Linked DNA regions of Homo sapiens: region 1 is linked to region 2. Evidence: chromatin loops called from intact Hi-C (ENCODE). Cell type or tissue: Caco-2. All regions are shown on one strand. Each heading gives the region's core, and the rest is flanking DNA. Links, peaks and the distances in the headings are about the cores only.

Region 1 (4,399 bases), core at 309-4,308, 57 kb after region 2:
AGTTTTTCTAAAAAATTGTTGTTTTGGCCTTAGAAAAGGATTTTCAGGCCTTTCACACTTGAATGTGGATTTATCTTTACAAGGTCCCTGAATTCACTGGAAAAGAAAGCAAGTTGATGTGCCAGACAATACCAGGCTAAGGTGACTGAGTGAGCTGCTTATTATGCTTGCCTAAGAAGATGCTATATCTAAATTATTTTTACCTTCTTTGAACTTGGGCAAAACTGATAATAAGAGAGAAGACATCAGTAGAAGCTTCGGGGCAAGGGCAAGTCAGCCTTGGACTAAATTTCACTGTACAAATTACATGTGAGGAATTGACATATAATTAGGAGGCCCATCATTGGCCAAAGGATCCTGGGAACCAAGTGACCCAATGGTCTGCATCTCTCCAGAAGAAGCTATCTATCTCTATGACCTAATGTCCCAGTGTATAGCTGACTCCTTCCCCGTGGGCTTAGTTCCCCAACCATCAGAGGCTGCCACTATTCCCAAAATACGGTGAGAATAATGCAACTACCCTGGTTAAGGTTAATTAATAAACTTGCTCAATAAAACTATTATCGAAAGTCAGAACTTGAACCCAGGTCTATTTCAAAGGCTGGGACCATTAAGCTAACAAAGACTTCTTTTAAGATCAATGTTAAATTCATTAATACGGTTTGAAAGACCCTGTAAAATCTCCAACTTTATAACCTAACCCATTTATGCTAATTCTAGCACTTGCCGATTTCTGCAGTATAACTATTCCATGTGGCTGATTTCAAGCTGCTGGCATGAAGTCAATTGGCTCGCGAAATTCCTGAAAATTTAACAATCTGCTTCTGTGAGTTGGTATAGGTGGCTCTAGGGACATCACTGTTTACAATCTCATGCCCCACTGTAGTGCAACCATCCAAAACAAAATTCTAAATGCTTTGCTCCCTCTCTCTCTCTCTCTCTCACACACACACATACCTTGGGACACTTGACATTCACCTATGCTTTTTCTTCTCCTTTACCAAAATAACTCATATTAATTTGTCCTCAGCCTAGTGGTCTTCCTTCAAGAAGCCTTCCCTGATCCTCTAAATCTTTTCTTGGGTCTCCACTTTCCTCCCAGAGCACCCATACTTCCTGTATTTGTGCATTCCTGCATGGGTGACAAAGCGTTGTAACTTTTTGTTTTATCTGTGTATCTCCCACTATATCTGTAAACTCTGGCAGGGCAAAACTTATTTCTCTTATTTATTCTTGTATCCCCCAGCCCTGCCACAAGGCTTGCTGAGCAATAATAACAATGCTTGCTAATATGCACTGGGCAATATGTGCCCAGAATATGTGCCAGGCACTATTCTGAGCTTTATAGAAATTATTTCATTTCCGCCTTAAAATAACCCTATCAGGTTGGCTTCATTAATGCTATGCTCATTCCGTGGGTAAGGAAATAGAGGCACTAAGAGGGTGGATACCTTCCCCTCAGGCTCAGGTAATTAGTAAATTGAAGCAGGGTGACTGGTGAGCCTATGTGCCTCCCTCAAGAAACCAGTGTTTCTTGGCCATATTTTTTTCTCATTAGTGATCCTTAAGGAGAAAAATTAATTACATTTAAATTTTTTCTAATGAGAAAAAACTAAATACTAAGGAATAAGATTTTGTTGGATAGAGGTATAAGCTCTGGAGGGATTTTTTTCATCTCCCAAAACCCAATTTTTGTCCTCTTGGGGCAATATAACTATGTTAAGAATGTATGTTCTAGGACTTTCATTATCCATTTCCATTAATGTACCATATACTTCTCCCTAAAAATACACAGTCTTGTTTTAGAATTTTAATGGTATCTTCCCATAAGTACTATTTTGCGTCTTGCTTTCTTTTTCCTCCATACGATATCTTGGAGTAATATATAGCTGTGTAGACATCCTCATTTTAAAACTACTGAATAGTGGTCGGGCGCAGTGGCTCATGGCTGTAATCCCAGAACTTTGGGAGGCCAAGATGGGCAGATCACCTGAGGTCAGGAGTTTGAGACCAGCCTGGACAACATGGTGAAACCCCGTCTCTACTAAAAATACAGAAATTAACCAGGCATGGAGGCACACACCTATAATCCTAGCTACTTGGGAGGCTGAGGCAGGAGAATTGCTGGAACCCAGAAGGTGGAGGTTGCAGTGAGACAAGATCGTGCCACTACACTCCAGCCTGGGCAATAGAATGAGACTCTGTCTCAGAAAAAAAAAAAAGAAATAAATAAAATGACTGAATAGTATTTCAATCATGTCCACATTCCTGAATTCATTAAGTCTTTCTACTATTGGATATTCACAAAATTTTGTACTTCTTGGTTTGCAACCAATGCTTCAATGAATATCTTTATACATTCCTTATACACTCCTTGGGCTCATGTGTGAGTGGTTTTCTAATGTAGATTCCAAGACAGGAGCAGGGCATGTGCAGAAGTGTATAATTTTAATAGATACTGTTGAATTACCCTCCAGAGTGACTGTACCAATTTACTTTCCCACAGAGAATTTACGAGAGTACACATTTCCCCCAGTGATTGTATGAAATAGAACCTCTTTCTCCTTTGGGCAGTGTTAAACATTTTAATTAAATGAGTCATTTAGAGGTATTTCTATTCCTCACCAGCTGATAGGAGCTTGTGTAACAGAGAAGATATATAGATAAGAAGATGCTGTTGGAAATGCTGAAAGATGACAGCAGCAAACCGGGATGTGGAAATGCCCTGTCTAGAAAACCCGCACTAGCCTAACTCACTTCACGAAAGGACTAAGAAGAGTCATTACATGGGAACAGCTGCAGTGGACTTTGAAATGGTGACCTCAGGTAACAGGCACTAAATCTCTTTGCCCATTCTCCAAGTCTCTCAGACACCAAAAAAGTCTATTGAAGATAAGGGAAACCAAACACCCAAAGTAAATGAAGTGTTGAAAGGACAATGGTCCACTTACCAGAAAGAGGAATGCGTATGACGATGGTAACACTAAACATTCTGGAAAATAATACTAAAGGCCTTAGTACTTTATTCTTTATTCATATGATATGAATAAAGGGCTTTATTCATATGATAAAATCCCAAGGTTGATAACAATGATGACATCCCAAATGGTGTTGAGGAGAAAACACTATACTATATGAGGGAAAAATGCCCCTTGTTCTCCTTTTTCCCTCTCCTCCTTCTCTCCTTCTCTCACAAACACACAAACCCCTACTTAAAATACATACAAAATTGAATAGCCTGCAAAATCATACTGAAAAAAACAGTGTGGAACAACGTTCTGTATCAAGTTCAAATTTCAATCAGTATGGCTCTTTCTTGAAAGTATGCTTTTTTCTTCAAAGTTGCCCGAGGCCGGGCACAGTGGCTCAGGCTTGTAATCCCAGCACTTTGGGAGGCCAAGGCAGGTGGATCATTTGAGGTCAAGAGTTCAAGACCAGCCTGACCAACATGGTGAAACCCCATCTCTACTAAAATACAAAAATTAGCTGGGCGTGGTGGCGGGCGCCTGTAATCTCAGCTACTCAGGAAGCTGAGACAGGAGAATCGCTTGAACCCAGGAGGTGGAGATTGCAGTGAACCAAGATCATGCCACTACACTCCAGCCTGGGCAACAGAGCAAGGCTCTCTCTCAAAAAAATAAATAAATAAAAATAAAGTTGGCCAAAAAATGATTGTCACAAATAAGAAAGGAGGTCACACTATAGAAAGAAGATAAATGAAGAGTAAATGGGAAACTACACTTGCTGAGCACCTCTGTATGCCTCATGTATATGAACCATCATTTTATCCATATAACCATCATGTGAGGAATGATTACATGAGAGGAAACTGAAGCTGAGAGAAGCTAGCATGACTAGGGCTCTTTATCCTGCAATCAGAGGAGCAGGGATGTGAACTGTGGCCTTATGACTCCAAAGTCTGTTTCCACATTGTACCCTGCTGCCTGGTGAATCTGAAAGAGTCCAGCCAATGCCTGATTAAATCAGGCTGTAAAATCATCTGAACAAAGACCATGTCCCTGCCGTATTACTGCTCTTCACTGGACAGAAAAAAATAACTCATACGATTGCTGCTCAGAAGTTTCTGGAATTGCATTTTGTTTCAAAGTTCCTAGAACAGATCAAGGCAAAAGAGTAAGTATAGGAGGAGGACAACAAGACAGCCCTCAGAAAACTTGTTATAAAATTAGATCCATTCTGATATATTTCATTAAACCCCACCCCACCCCCCGGCCCACAAAAAAGCCAAGAGAGGAAAAGCAGCAGGGTTTACTACTGACTTACTTTGATTTAGAGTTTGATGCCTATAATGTCAGACATCCTAAGCACTGAAAACCAAGGCCTCCTATGAACAGAGGCCAGTTCACTAAAATCACTTGTTCATTGTTCCAGCTGCTTC
Region 2 (4,399 bases), core at 127-4,126:
TCTACTCTGCCTGTAGTCTATAAATGGAACAACAAAGCTTGGATAACACATCTGTTTATATCATGGCTTACTGAATATTTTAAGCCCATTGTTGAGACCTGCTAAGAAACAAAGATTCCTTTCAAAATATTACTGCTCATTGACAATGTACCTAGTCGCCTAAGAGCTCTGATGGACATGTACAGGGATATTAATGTTGTGTTCATGACTGCTAACCCAATATCCATTCTGCAGCCCATGGATCAAGGAGTAATTTTGACTTTCAAGTCTTATTTAATAAGTATATTTTGTAAAGCTAGAGCTGCCATAGATAGTGATTTCTCTGATGGATCTTGGCAAAGTTAGTTGAAAACTTTCTGGAAAGAATTCACCATTCTAGATGCCATTAAGAACATCCATGATTCATAGTAGGAGGCCAAAATATCAACATTAATAGGAGTTTATAAGAAGTTCATTCCAACCCTCATGGATGACTTTGAAGGGTTCAAGACTTCAGTGGAGGAAGTTGCTGCAGATTTGGGAGAAAGAGCAAGAGAAAGAGTCAGAAGTGGCACCTGAAGATGTAGCTAAATTGCTACAATCTCATGATAAAACTTTAATGGATGAAGAGTTGCTTCTTATGGAGGAGCAAAGAAAGTGGTCTCTGGAGATAGAATATATTCTGGTTGTCAGTGTTGAAATGACAACAAAGGATTGAAAATATTCCATCAACTTAGTTGATAAAGCAGCATTAGGGTTTGAGAGGATTGACTCAGATTTTGAAAGAAGTTTTACTGTAGGTAAAATGCTATCAAACAGTATCACATGCTACTGAAAAATCTTTTGTGAAAGGAAGAATCGATCAACGTGGCAAACTTCATTACTGTCTCATTTTAAGAAATTGCCACAGCCACCCCAATCTTCAGCAACCACCACTGTCATCAGCCAGCAACCATCAACATCAAGGCCAGACCTTCCACCAGCAAAAAGATCATGACCTGTGCAGGGCATGGTGGTGCACGCCTATAATCCCAGCACTTTGAGAGACCAAGGCAGGTGGATTGCTTGAGCCCAGGAGTTTGAGACAAGCCTGGGCAACATAGCGAGATGTCATTTCTACCCAAAATACAAAAGCCAGGCATGGTGGTTCACACCTGTGGCCCAGCTACTTGGGAGGCTGAGGTGGGAGGATTGCTTCAGCCTGGGAAGTAGAGGCTACAATGCACCAAGACTGTGCCACTGCACTCCAGCCTGGGTGACAGAGGAAGATCCTATCTAAAAAAATAGTGGAGGATTTGAAAAAAAAATTAAGAAGCAGACTTAAGATACTTTAATTTTTTTAATTTAAGAAAAAATATTTTCAAAAGATTATGACTTAAGGCTCAGATGACTGTTAGCATTTTTAAAGAAATAAGCTGTTTTTAAATTAAGGTATGCACATACTTTTTTAAGACATACTACTATTGCACATTTAATAGACTATATTACAAACATAACTATCATATGAACCAGGAAACCAAAAAATTTGTGTGACTCACTTTATTGCAATATTTGCTCTATTGCAGTGGTCTGGAACCAAATCTGCAATATCTCCAAGGTATGCCTGTATCTTTCCCATATGCCTATTTCCCAACTGAGATCAGAATTAACACTTATAATACAGAAAAGGGCTGGGTGATTGTTTTAACGGCCAGCCGGAAAGCAGAAAGGCTAGGGAGACAGTATCTCAGTCTAAAGAAAACCTAAAAGGCAGAAACCCTTGGGTGATAGGAAGTGAAGGTAGGTAGATAGAAGAATAAACGTCTGGGTTACTGAGGGCTGTGGGAGGGAGAAAGGAAAGCACAGTATCAATGCAGAAACAGTGTGACTACATCACAGTTTTTAAATACTTAATAATAGAAAATGGAAAGAAAAACAACTTCTTTCTAAGCACATCCTACTTTTGACCACCCATGTGGCCAGATCTCTTTGCTGTGACCCTCTCCATCATCGAGGTGACTAGAAGTACTTCACATTACAGAATTGTGCAACTTGTGAGCTTGAACATTGCCAGGAATCTCCACCTCTCAAAGACAATTCTGATTTCTTTACAAATGCAAATATTTGATCCCTGACCCAGAGATAGAATACAAAACTTTAAAACTCTTATCTTCTCATGACAGTTTTAAAAAAAGAATTAGTAGGGGGCAAAGACCTTTTGGCTGACTACAGAGTTTTCTCATTTTTTTCTTCTAAAAGCAAAGAGAGAAGAGGAAACACCAAATGAGCTTCTCCTTTCACAATAAAACCCGTTTTCAGACATTCGTCATTCTGGGAACATTGAGATTTTATTAATGGAGATAGTGTTTGGATATTCAGGCTTTCATCAACTATAGAAGCTGGCATGGTCTAAATTTGAACAAACTATTGAAATATAGCCATAAATTTCTTGCTGGAGACAGCGTCTCCATATTACAGTTTTTTTCATGACGCAAACAGTGTCCAAGGAGAAGGGCTAGAGATTCCATTCTAAATGCCACCAGGACATTCTGTTCTTCCTTCTTCACCCTCCAGATGAGAAGGGTTCCTTTCAGTTCAAAGGATGCTAATCTTGCCTCTCTTGGGACTGTCCCAAATAATAAACAGGCTGACCTTAGCTAAACAGAGCAACTGGTCAAACCTGGGAAGATCAGATTTTCAGCCTCAGAAAGCACTGTCATACGAACAAGGTTGGGAGGTTAACAGCATTAAGCCAGTTACTCTTTAGCACATCCTATGAAGTGGTGTCATGTGTGCTATTTGTGCTATTTCCCAGAGGAGGAACTTAAACTTGAAAGTAATTGACTTGTCAAGCTCCATTCAAACTGAAGTCTGTATTCAAATCCAGATCTTCCAGTATATTCCCTGACCTAGAAAACCATCTGGGATATAATAGATACCATCTATCTAGGAATCTAGCTATGTATCTACGTAGATACCTCTTGTTTACATAACTGAGGCGTTGAGCTGTCTGACTCCAAAAGTGTTTTTCTGCCAGACCATGCTGCATAGAAAGTACAGACTTTTAGAGCATCTGTTAGATTAAATACAGGTTTCCAACAGGTAGTATTTACCACTACTACAAGTCAGCCAAATCAGAAAGGTTCATTATCCTAAAAGAAATTAAAATCAGTGCCAACCTGTCATAATATACATACACACAATTTGTTTCTAAAAGTCTCTAAATGAAAGTTTTGCAAAAGTATTGATGAAAGGTATTTATATATATATGTATATGTACACACACATGTGTATCAAGTTCATTTTAATAAGTATATATATATATATCCATTTTTAGCTTTAGATATTACAAAACTATGTAATAATCAGAGTAGACCAGCAGATAAGCCTAATTAAGTATGCCCACAAACAAAAAGCACATTCTGAATGGAACAAACCAAGTGAAGTGGAGTTATGGAAAATAAGACTAAAGGACAGGCTGCAATGTGATTTTGGAAGGACGAGAACATTAGGGTAAGAGATTTCTGCTTTCCTTCTTAGGCAGTGGGGATCCATTTAAATTGTTGAGTAGGAAGATCAAAGTGGCTATTTTGTAGAATGTAGATGAAAGGTTACATGCTCAAAGAGGAGAGAACATCTAAGAAGTTCAATGGGTGCCTGCTATATTTTTCCACAAGAAAGCTGGCTATTACCAGACTGTATGAACAAGACACGTCCAAGCTTGACAAGCATCACTGACTTATTTTTGGCAGGCGATTTGGGACAAAAAGAAGTTCCCTCATTGCTTTTTTCCTTTGGTTCCTGTCCTCAAAGGATGACAGCATCTCAAAAGGCAACTCTTCCCAGGAGAAAGCAAGCTCCACACCCAAGAACTTACAAACTCCTTTGCCTGATTCTAATCCTGTTTCCCTTTGTCTTATGTAGCTGTCTCCCTAACTTTTAAACCATTTTATCACTGTGTACACAAATGTCTTTGTGTTAATCTGTTTTCATACTGCTAATAAAGACATACCTGAGACTGGATAATTTATAAAGAAAAAGAGGTTTAATGAACTCACAGTTCCACATGGCTGGGGAGGCCTCACAATCATGGTGGAAGGCAAAAGGTACATCTTACATGGCGGCAAGCAAGAGGGAGAATGAGAGCCAAGTGAAAGGGGTTTCCCCCTGTAAAACCATCAGGTCTCATGAGACTTATTCACTACCACCAGAACAGCACGGGAAAGACCCACCCCCATGATTCAATTAACTCCCACCAGGTCCCTCCCACAACACATGGGAATTATAGGAGCTACAATTCAAGAAGAGATTTGGGTGGGGACCCAGCCAAACTATATCAGTCTTTAATAAATGTGTTTCCACAAAATCTCTAGAACAATTCTGGTTGTGAGGATAATTCTTGGTTTCCTTCTTTCCCAGGCTGAGAGTCTTATCGAGGAAG

What was found. A loop is a pair of places that touch in the nucleus more often than their neighbours do. Peaks named below come from ENCODE experiments on the same cell type or tissue, not always from the same donor. Only the 100,000 strongest peaks of a DNase experiment are listed, where the experiment ranks them.
Region 1: a loop joins it to region 2, with 6 times the contacts of the local background. A loop is called at or near these places in 1 of 110 quality-filtered maps.

The regions. Positions count from the first base shown.
Region 1 is chr9:110,967,504-110,971,902 of GRCh38, forward strand. The region is part of intron 4 of LPAR1 (lysophosphatidic acid receptor 1); the gene reads right to left. Among named protein-coding and RNA genes, the nearest start is that of LPAR1, 69 kb to the right of the region's middle. In Caco-2, for the core only: no CTCF peak of the experiment used is centred there; DNase peaks (open chromatin) are centred at 2,768 and 3,918.
Region 2 is chr9:110,910,285-110,914,683 of GRCh38, forward strand. The region is part of intron 5 of LPAR1 (lysophosphatidic acid receptor 1); the gene reads right to left. Among named protein-coding and RNA genes, the nearest start is that of LPAR1, 130 kb to the right of the region's middle. In Caco-2, for the core only: no CTCF peak of the experiment used is centred there; no DNase peak of the experiment used is centred there.